Regions from separate parts of the Homo sapiens genome. Here region 1 is linked to region 2. Evidence: read pairs that join two places in POLR2A ChIA-PET (ENCODE). Cell type or tissue: GM12878. All regions are shown on one strand. Each heading gives the region's core, and the rest is flanking DNA. Links, peaks and the distances in the headings are about the cores only.

What was found. ChIA-PET counts read pairs that join two places held together with the same protein. Peaks named below come from ENCODE experiments on the same cell type or tissue, not always from the same donor. Only the 100,000 strongest peaks of a DNase experiment are listed, where the experiment ranks them.
Region 1: POLR2A ChIA-PET joins it to region 2 with 12 read pairs; 7 of 35 experiments call an interaction of 5 or more read pairs at or near these places.

Annotation. Positions count from the first base shown.
Region 1 is chr12:611,261-616,635 of GRCh38, forward strand. The region is part of intron 1 of NINJ2 (ninjurin 2); the gene reads right to left. Among named protein-coding and RNA genes, the nearest start is that of NINJ2-AS1, 17 kb to the right of the region's middle. In GM12878, for the core only: a CTCF peak has its summit at 3,248 (motif pointing right); a DNase peak (open chromatin) is centred at 3,322.
Region 2 is chr12:665,956-671,330 of GRCh38, forward strand. No RefSeq gene overlaps it. Among named protein-coding and RNA genes, the nearest start is that of NINJ2, 5.2 kb to the left of the region's middle. RefSeq lists an enhancer at 688-1,187 and a silencer at 4,922-5,130. In GM12878, for the core only: no CTCF peak of the experiment used is centred there; DNase peaks (open chromatin) are centred at 1,036 and 3,276; H3K4me3 peaks cover 1,221 bases; H3K27ac peaks cover 4,506 bases.

The DNA.
Region 1 (5,375 bases), core at 322-5,321, 55 kb before region 2:
CTTTCTTTCTTTCTCTCTCTCTTTCTTTCTCTTCCTTCCTTCCTTTCTTTCTCTCTCTCTCTCTTTCTTTCTTTTCTTCTTTCTTTCTTCCTTCTTTCTTTTTGTCTTGCTCTGTCACCCAGGCTGGAGTGCAGTGGCACGATCTTGGCTCATTACAACCACCACCTCCTGGGTTTACGCAATTCTCCTGCTTCAGCCTCCTGCATAGCTCAGATTGCAAGGGCACACCACCACACCCAGCTAATTTTTGTATTTTTAGTAGAGACAGGGTTTCACCATGTTGGCCAGGCTGGTCTCGAACTCCTGACCTCAAGTGATCTGCCTGCCTCAGCCTCCCAAAGTTGGGATTATAGGCATGAGCCACTGTGCCCGGCTCCCAGGGCTTTCTTGAAGTGGCATAAAAGTAAGAAAGGATTTTAGAAATCATTTAGTCTAAACTCCTCCTGGTTACACCTTTGGAAGCATTTCCCTGTAGATATTCTTCCCATACCCACCATACCTCTTTCTTGGCAATAAATAACCTGCTAGAAGTCAGAAGAGAGAAAAACTTCCATGAGTTTCCAGGAAGCGAGGCCATTATTACTTGTTGTAGGAGGTTGCCCCCCAATATCTATTTGACCTTCTTGCAGGATAGTAGAATATTTGACGGGATGCATGACCACTTAGCTAAAGTCAGCATTTCCCAATCCGTCTTGCAGCAGCAGGGCTGTATGACCAAGGTCTGGCTAATGAGAACTTAGCAAGAAGAATTGTGGCCCTAAAAGGAAGGCACCTGTCTTCTCTATCCCCTCCCTCCCTTTTTCCCAGGCTGGAATGTGGAGATTGTGGTGAGCATCTTCAATCATGTGTATAAGGTACATATCCCAGGAGCAGAGCAACAAGCTAGAAGGAGCTTGGGTCCCAAACACCGTGGAGCTACTGTATTATCCCTGGACTGTCTGCACGCAGACTATTACACACAGGCGAGAAATAAACTTCCATTTTGGTCTAAGCTGTTATTATTTGGCGTCTTGCGTCAGTGAAACCTGCATCCTAACACAACACTCTGTGGGGTGTCGGGGCAGTCGCAACCTCCCGTTCTCTGAGAAACCCCCAATTCCACACACCTAGGAGGTAGCCTGGTGACATTATATCCGGTCCAGGAATATCTGGCTCAGGCTGGGTAGAGTAGGGGCGGGAGTCCTGTCCAAGCAGGGCCAATCAGATTTTCCCTTCCATTAATCTGGAACTGAGATTCACTGTTGCTATTCAACCTCCACGGACTACATGAACCAAGATGCACCAGGAGAAGCAAAAATGAGAGGCCAGGCAGCCCCAGAAAAGCAGAGGGAAGGAGCTGTCTGGGTTGGTAGGGCTCGAGGTTCTGGCCCAGGCACTTGGATGACCTCCCTGATCTCCCTGTTGTGTGGTTCTTGGGAGAGATCCTGACACTTTATGATAAACTCCCTCTTTTGGTCTCAGATGCTTTAGGTTCCTTTCTGTCACCCGTAACCCAAAGTGCCTGAGTCTCTTCTGATCCTTGTAAAGATCTGTGTATCCTCAAAACCAGAGGACCCATGTGTCTGCAGCACACCCTTGGCACACCGGGTCCTCTCCGTCACTGCAATCATAGAAGGTCCTGAGGTGAACTAGGTAGATAGACAGATTGATCGCCTGATCGGCTGATTGGTGAATCAATCCATGGGTCTTCCAAGGGATGCTAAACAGGCCTCATGGAATCACAGAATCAGGGTGAAAGGGACAAAAGGCATCAGGCAAGGTGTGACCAGAAAGGCTTAGTGACATGTCCAAAGCGTGCAATTCAGTGGCAGAGTTTCAACTGGACCCCAGCCCAGCACTCCCAGGTTCACTCCTCCTCCCCTGCCATCCCTGGCTGGCCCAATCTGGGGGTGCTCTGACACACTAGGAATAGTTTCCCCATGCTAATGAGCAAAATCCCTGTGACAGCTATGTCAAATCAAGCATATCTGCGGCTCCTAAGAAAAATGAAAATGTATCCTTTTCTCCTTTTTCTGGGTCTTTCTCTATAATTCTAAATCTCATCACGCATTTTAAATAATAAATGGGCTGGGGGCGGTGGCTCATGCCTATAATCCCAGCACTTTTGTAGGCTGAGGCAGGTGGATCACCTGAGGTCAGGAGTTCAAGACTAGCCTAGCCAATATGGTGAAACCCCATCTCTACTAAAAGTACAAAAAATTAGCTGGGCATAGTGGCAGGCACCTGTAATCCCAGCTACTTGGGAGGCTGAGGCAGGAGAATTGCTTGAACTTAGGAGGCAGAGGTTGCAGTGAGCCAAGATTGCGACATTACACTCCAGACTAGGAGACAGAACGAGACTCTGTCTCAAAAATAAATAAATAGGCCGGGCGCGGTGGCTCACGCCTGTAATCCCAGCACTTTGGGAGGCTGAGGCGGGCAGATCACGAGGTCAGGAGATCAAGACCATCCTGGCTAATACGGTGAAACCCCGTCTCTACTAAAAATTCAAAAAATTAGCCGGGCGTGGTGGCGGGCGCCTGTAGTCCCAGCTACTCAGGAGGCTGAGGCAGGAGAATGGCGTGAACCCAGGAGATGGAGCTTGCAGTGAGCCGAGATCGCGCCACTGCACTCCAGCCCGGGTGACAGAGTGAGACTTTGTCTCAAAAAATAATAATAATAAATTAAATAAATAAATTAATTAATTAATTAAAAATGGCCTTTCTTCTCTGGAAGGAGCAATGATGGTACCTCCACCATGTGCCAGGCCCCACACTGGCATTTTCTTTCCAGGTGCTATTCATTTAAGCCCTTCCAGAAGCCACAGGCATGTGGGGTGGAGAAAGGCCAAGCAGCTTGTCCATAGCACGTGGCTAGTAAGAACAGTCTCTTACACGATGTCCTACTGCCTCCTAAAGAAGACCATCCTTAGCGATGGTTGCTGCCTTGACTTTCCAGCCTTCTCCACAGGCACCTGCTCAGCTTGGTTTGGGTCCATGGGTATTGGGAAGTTACTAATCCCACTGTGGTTTATACCTCATGACTTCTTGCATTCGGCTGAATATTCTAGACTGCATGAGGGAGAGGACTGTGTGTAGGTCCAGGGACTTGGTCTTGGGAGAACATAAGTCTGGGTCGTTGGGTGGTGGCAGAACAAAATGTTTGGAGATGGAATCTAGATGATCATCTGTGCGTGAGCTTCATGCCCAGGGGACATGGTGGGGTGGGGGTGGCGGTGTGCCTGTGTGCCCACGGGGGGCTCAGCAGATGGCACTCTTCCCTCACAGTCCTGCCGGGCCTGGCTCCCTCCCTCTGTCTTCTTCCCCTTGCATTCCCTACTTGCCTCTCTACATGTCTTCCTCCTCCATGCCTAGACGTTCTTTAGTACCTGTGCTCTAAGAGGATTCCTGCTTCCCTCTTATCCAGAGAAGTCACTTAGTTAGCTCATTTTTTTTTCCTCCAAAGAAGGGAACAAAGGCTTGACACCTCAGGGCTCGGCCTGCCTGTTTTTTGAGCTGTGTTTGCACCCAGAGCTGAGTGTCTGTCTAGCTCAGGTTCCCAGAGGCCTAGGGGCAAGACCATGTCTTCACACGTCGGGCAGCGTGCATTGTCAGCGCTCTATGAAAAACAAATAGCAGTTATGCAAAGACAAGGAAGCTGCTGGCTCATGGAGGCTGTGGTCCCGAGCTCAAAAGATGCAGGCTTGAGGTCTTAACTGCTTCCATTTAGCGCACAAGCCCACGTCCCTGACACCAGCCACAGGAGGATTCTGCACTCCCATGGTCTCTCTGAAGAGTCGGGAGAGCGGTTTGTGTGAATGTGTAAGGTAGGGGAGGACTCTCTGATTTCATTATGGATTATAGAAATAATAACCTACAGTCATCTTTCAGCTCTGATAAATGAGTGACTCTCAAAGGAGATATGCACGCCCCATTAGGAAGCTACATCCAAATCTCAGCAATCAGGGTGCTAAATGAGAACACCTTATATTTACCAAGAGGAGCATGATTTTTTTAAATGACTGACAGCTTTTCCAAAGGCTAGATCTCCTTCTCGTTCTTTTCTCTACTAAGAAACTCTGGCTCATGCCTGTAATCCCAGCACTTTGGGAGGCCGAGGCAGGTGGATCACCTGAGGTCAGGAGTTCAAGACCAGCCTGACCAACACAGAGAAATCCCGTCTCTACCAAAAATAAAAAATTAGCCGGGCGTAGTGGCGCATGCCTGTAATCCCAACTACTTGGGAGGCTGAGGCAGGAGAATTGCTTGAACCTGGGAGCCGGAGGTTGCAGTGAGCCGAGATCACACCATTGCACTCTAGCCCCGGGCGACAAGAGCGAAACTCCATCTTAAAAAAAAAGAAACTCTGCTCACCCTTCAAAGCCCAGCTCCACTGCCACAGCCCTTGGGAAGCCTTCCTCAGCTCCTATCGGCTAAATTTATCCCTCTTTCTCAGTTCTCCCAAAGCATTTGCTTCACTCCACTAGTACAGCACGTACCATGGGCTATTAGAGGGCTATGTGTGGGACTGTCATCCTGTGGGCTGCATGCATCCCAAGCACAGGAAATGTGCCTCACACGACTTCACATGCCCTTTTCAGGGTCATCTGACAAGCAAGGGAAAATCCTACAATTGGCAGAGCAGTTGTGTTGATGTAGGAAGTGTCTGAGAGGAAAGGGCTGAAAGGAAAAGTGAGGCACACTCTCGGAGAGCTAGAATATCATTCCAGGGGGTTTTAGCTAGGGTGAGGGGCTGCAGAAAGCAGTACTTGTAATGGGCCAGAGGTATAGTAGTTAGAGAAAGCTGATAAGAATTTGTTGCGGTAAAGGAAGTTCTCAGGAAGGTAAAGGACTGGTTCAAGGAAACTTCTGAGTATAAAAAAACCAGGACTGCATTGCCATTTCAACGGGTTGCCTGGACTAGATTTTGAAGCAAAGTCCTATAGTCAGGAAAACTCCAGGAGCTGACTTGGACTTCTCCAAGAACAGAGGCTGGAGGAGGAAAGAAGGAAGCAAAGGCCATGGTAATGACCTTACCATTGGGATAAACTGTGTCAAGCTGCACTGAGTAACCAGGTTGTGTCCTGTAAGTTACTAATCCCACCATGGTTTATACCTCATGACTTCTTGCATTCTGCTGAATATTCTAGACTGCCTGAGAGAGAGGACTGTGTGTAGGTCCAGGGGTTTGGTCTTGGGAGAACATAAGACTGGGTCGTTGGGTGGTGGCAGAACAAAATGTTTGGAGATGGAATCTAGACGATCATCTGTGCGTGAGCTTCATTACAGTGAAGAGTGGGACTGCTCTGGTCCCAGGGTAATGACGGTGACAGTGCTGCAGGTTGCAGGAAACCCACCCCATTCCCCCTCCAAATAGGAAAGAGGCCACGATGCCAA
Region 2 (5,375 bases), core at 205-5,204:
TACTCCAGCCTGAGTTGACAAAGCAAGACCATGTCTTAAAAAAAAAAAAAAACTTTCTGGAAAACCTTATTTCGGATGCCAGAAGCAAAATATTAACTATTTATTTCTCTTTGCACTCCTGTTGTGAAAATCCTCATTATCTTTTAAATAATATGGATACATCTGGCTGAATAGAGGGAAACAGGAACAAAAAAATGCAAAAGAGAAAAGTACTCGAATATATTTCAAAAAATTTCCTATTAATAAGCACATTGGTTTGAAAAGGAAACAGCTGTAATTGGTTATAATAATGGTTTTGGTTTGGCAAGATCTTTCTGGATTTGGACCTTTCCCCATCTCATAAGCATCATTTGGAAGTAAACAGAAAAAAGGCTTTGGAAAATGGTTTATCTACCATATCACGCTGTAACCCTGGACCAGGGGTCAGCAAAGTTTTTCTTTTTCATTTTTCCCTTTTATAAAATTCAAATTGCTATATGAAGCTTTTTTAATTTTAATTTTAATTTTTTGAGACGGGGTCTCACTCTGTCACCCAGGCTGGTGTGCAGTGGCACAGTCTCTGCTCACTGCAATCTCTGCCTCCTGGGCTTAAGTGATCCTCCCACCTCAGGCCCCAACCCCCAGCCCAGTAGCTGGGATTACAGGCGCGTGCCACCATGCCTGGCTAATTTCTGTATTTTTTGTAGAGACGGGGGTTTCGCCATGTTGCCCAGGCTGGCCTCAAACTCCTGAGCTCAAGCGATCCGCTCACCTCGATCTCTCAAAGTGCTGGAATTACAGGCGTGGGTCACCATGCCCAGCCAGTAAACTTTTTCTGTAAGGGGCCAGAGAGCCAATATTTTTTAGCCTTTGTGTGTCATATGGTTTCTGCTGCGATGACTCACTTCTATAATAATGTGAAAGCAGTCATAGACAACATGTAAATGAACGAGTGTGGGAGTGTTCCAATAAAACTTTATTTACAAAAAGAGTCAGATATTCATAAAAACAGACCGGAGTTGGCTCCACAGGCTATAGTCTGCTGACCCCTGCTCTAGGATTTAATCAGAGTCTTTGAAGTCTAATTCCCACTTGAGAGGCAACTACTGAGTCTCTACCACGTGGATATTGGGTTAAACACTGCGGGGATATAAAAGCACCACATGCACGCCCTGGTGAGACAACTGATGGCAAGGGAAGCTGTAGTGAAGAGTGTTGCTGCCATTTGGCTGGTGCTGAAACTGCACCTACGTGGAGGTTATCACTGTGGGTGGAAATGGTTTCTATTGTTCTTTACTGCTAGGGTGATTTTTGTGGTGTAAAGCCAGAGGGACATTTTTAGGGAGACTGTCTCTTGGAAAGCATATTTTGGAATATCCTTGAACTTACAGATAAGTAGACACTCAGAGTGACTCAGAAACTACTCTGAGTCTAGTTTCATGGAATGAGGGGTCTACAATGAGACCCTAGGTATCTTGCTATGTAGAAGGAGCAAAGCATTGTTGTAGGGTACTGAAGAAGGCAACAGCAAGAAGATCCTTTAATTTTGAATTGTGGGAAAAGCTCTAGGGTGAAAGCCAGGTGGCCTGGATTCCTCTCTGTGTGCTGAGTCACTGTGTTTTTAGGCAAGTCACTTAACTTCTCTGGGGCTTACATTCTTGTTTGTGAATGTGAAGCTATCAAAAGAGTTGATTCCTAAGATCCCTCTAGCTCTTAAATTCTGTTTCTAATGTGTGTTTTGGCCAGGTGTCGTGGCTCACACCTGTAATCCAGCACCGAGGTAGGCAGATCACCTGAGGTCAGGAGTTTGAGACCAGCCTGGACAACATGGTGTAACCCCTCTCTACTAAAAATACAAAAATTAGCTGGGCCTGGTGGTGCATGCCGGTAATCCCAGCTATTTGGGAGGCTGAGGCACAAAAGAATGGCGTGAACCCAGGAGGTGGAGGTTGCAATGAGCCGAGACCACAACACTGCGCTCCAGCCTGGGTGACAGAGTGAGACTCTGTCTCAAAAAAAAAAAAAAAAAAAAAAAGTTTATATTAAATACTTCCTGTGTAACAATATAAAATCTCAGATACAGGTCTGAATTTCAGTGTGTAAAAGTTGAGGGCTAGAAATTATTGGCTTTTTAAAAAATTGAAGCAGAGCAAGAAGAATCTAATGCTTTTAGTTTAATTTTACCAATAAGACCTTCCCTGATGGAAAATTTATGTAATTAGAAAAATTTTAGGGAAAATTACCACTGTCTGTTGCCCCTGCTCATGGAGACTGAGTAGGGCATACCCACGTCAAACAAGATACAGAAGTGAGAATAAAAGCTGACTTCAAAACATTCTTACAAACTTGCTTATGCCCATTTACACATGAACTCAGCTGCTTTCAAATTCACTTCTCCAGGAATCCCAGGGCCAACAGGGATGGCAAAGGGAAGCTTTCTGAGGGCCTATGGAGGGAGCTGGTAGTGCAGTAAATGTTATTGAACATTTCCATCTTCACTCTTCAATATAGTAGCCATTAGCCACATTAGCCAATTGAGCACATGAAATTTGGTTGGCTGAGTAGGAATTTGAGTTTTAAATCTGATTTAGTTTCAATAAATTCACATATTTTGATTTTATTTATTTTTAAATTTATTTTAGAGACAGGGTCTTACTCTGTCACCCAGGCTGGAGTACAGTGGCACAATCATAGCTCACTGCAACCTCGAACTCCTGGGCTTAAGTAATCCACAACCTTAGCCTTCCCAAGTGCTGGGATTACAAGCATGAGCTACTGTGCCTGGCCTAAAATCACCCCCCACTTTTTTTTTTTTTTTTTTTTTGAGACAGAGTCTTACTCTGTCCCACAGGCTGGAGTGTGCTGGCGTGATCTCAGCTCACTGCAACCTCCACCTCACAGGTTCATGCAATTCTCATGCCTCAGCCTCCTGAGTAGCCAGGATTACAGGCGTGTACCACCATGCCCAGCTAATTTTTCTGTGTATTTTCAGTAGAGACGTGGCTTCACCATGTTGACCAGGCTGGTCTCGAACTCCTGACCTCAGGTGATCCGCCCACCTCGACCTCCCAAAGTGCTAGAATTACAGGCGTGAGCCACTGCGCCCAGCCTCTAAGTTCACATTTACGTGGTTACATTTAAGTAGCTAGTAGCCACCTTCTCGGCCAGTGGAGCTATCAACCAAAATTCCACATTTAGAATCCTGTCATTGTGTATGTGTCACTTCTATTTGGCTGCTCACGCCTTGATAGATGCTCACGGGGCCTGACTTCACACAAATAGGAAGTCAGGGCACACAGCTCTCGTGGGAATGCCCCACGAGGCCTGGGGATGCTCTTGGTGGTGGTGAGTAAAATTTCCCTTCACTCTTTCACATTCAGAGGAGGGGGATTTTAACTGTGACTCACTGTTCAATGAATGATTAAAAACAGAGCCTCCGGTTGGGCGCGGTGGCTCACACCTGTCATCCCAGCACTTTGGGAGGCTGAGGCGGGTGGATCACGAGGTCAGGAGTTCAAGACCAGCCTGGCCAAGATGGTGAGACCCCGTCTCTATTAAAAATACAAAAAAAGTAGCTGGGCATGGTGGCGCGCGCCTGTAGTCCCAGCTACTTGGGAGGCTGAGGCAGGAGAATCGCTTGAACCCGGGAGGGGGAGGTTGCAGTGAGCTGAGATCACACCACTGCACTCCAGCCTGGCGACAGAGCAAGACTCCGTCTCAGAAAAAAAAAAAAGGTGCCTGGCACTCTCTTGGTGGCTTAAGGGAGAGGAATAGATGATCTTTTCTTAGTGATAGGAGAGAGACAAAGATCAGTGGTTTGCAAACTTTTTAAAGATAAGAAATCCTTTTCTTAAACGTAATCTTATGTGGAAGTTAACATAAAGCAGATTAAAGTGAAGCTGTTTGAATGCTAGAGTCACATCCACTTCTGCCCTATCTGTCCCGCCACCTACCCCCCGCAACTGCCCCGTTCCATTTCTCGAGCTGCCCCTTAAGGCACCTCTTGGGAACCAATGGACTTCTGCTCAGGAGGCATATGGTAATAAGCCTCTAAGGGCTGGTGTGTGGGGGGGCTGGGCAACCCCAAGTCACACAAAATTGTGTGGAGGTTTCAAGTCTTGAAGTGATATTTAAAAAAGGAAAAAAAGGCCAGGAGCAGTGGCTCACACCTGTAATCCCAGCACTTTGGGAGGCCAAGGCGGTTGGATCACCTGAGGTTGGGAGTTCAAGACAAACCTGGCCAACGTGATGAAACCCCGCTCTACTAAAAAAAAAAAAATACAAAAAAAAAAATAATTAGCCATGCGCGGTGGCAGGCGCCTGTAATCCCAGCTACTTGGGAGGCTGAGGCAGGAGAATCTCTTGAACCCGGAAGGTGGAGGTTGCAGTGAGCCAAGATTGTGCCACTGCACTCCAGCCTGGGTGACAAGGGTGAAACTCCGTCAAAATAAAAGAAAGAAAGAAAGAAGGAAAGAAAGAAAGAAAGAAAGAAAGAAAGAAAGAAAGAAAGAAAGAAAGAAAGAAAGAAGGAAAGAAAGAGAAAAGAAAAGAAAAGAAAAGAAAAGAAAAGAAAAGGGAAAAGAAGGTTTACAAAGCACAGTCAAAATTATAGCCACTTATCCAGGCAGCAGACAGGATGCTGGCCCACAGGACCTTTTTAACTGACAAAGTGTTCCTCAGACACCCCACCTATGAAGCATTCTTGCCAAAAATATTGAAACTGAATATGCTCTAGATCTAATTTCCAGTTTATAGGAAACACAGGGAAGACAGGAACATATTACAGACACTCAGGGATGGATTAAGCCTGGGAAATTCTACAGTGCAAACAACCTGACCTGGTTTCTTCAACAAATAAATTAGAGGAAAAAAGAAAAGAAGGAACTCATAGATGAAAACTTAAGAGACAGGCCCGGGTGCAGCCGCTCACATCTATAATCCCGGCACTTCGGGAGGCTGAGGCGGGTGGATCACTTAAGTCCAGGAGTTCGAGACTAGCATAAGGAGATTCTCTCTCTACAAATGATTTTTTAAAAAAGTGAGCCTGGGCTGGGCATGGTGGCTCAAGCCTGTAATCCCAGCACTTTGGGAGGCTGAGGCGGATGGATCATCTGAGGTCAGGAGTTTGAGACCAGCCTGGCCAATGTGGTGAAACCCCATCTCCACTAAAAATACAAAAATTAGCCAGGCATATGGTGCATGCCTGTAATCCCAGCTATCCGGGATGCTGAGGCAGGAGAATTGCTTGAACCCAGGAGGTGGAGGTTGCAGTAAGCCAAGATCGTGCCATTGCACTCTGGCCTGGGTGACAAGAGCGAAACTCTGTGTCGAAAAATAAATTAGCCTGGTGTGGTGGCAAGCAGCTGTATGTAGTTCCAGCTACTCAGGAGGCTGAG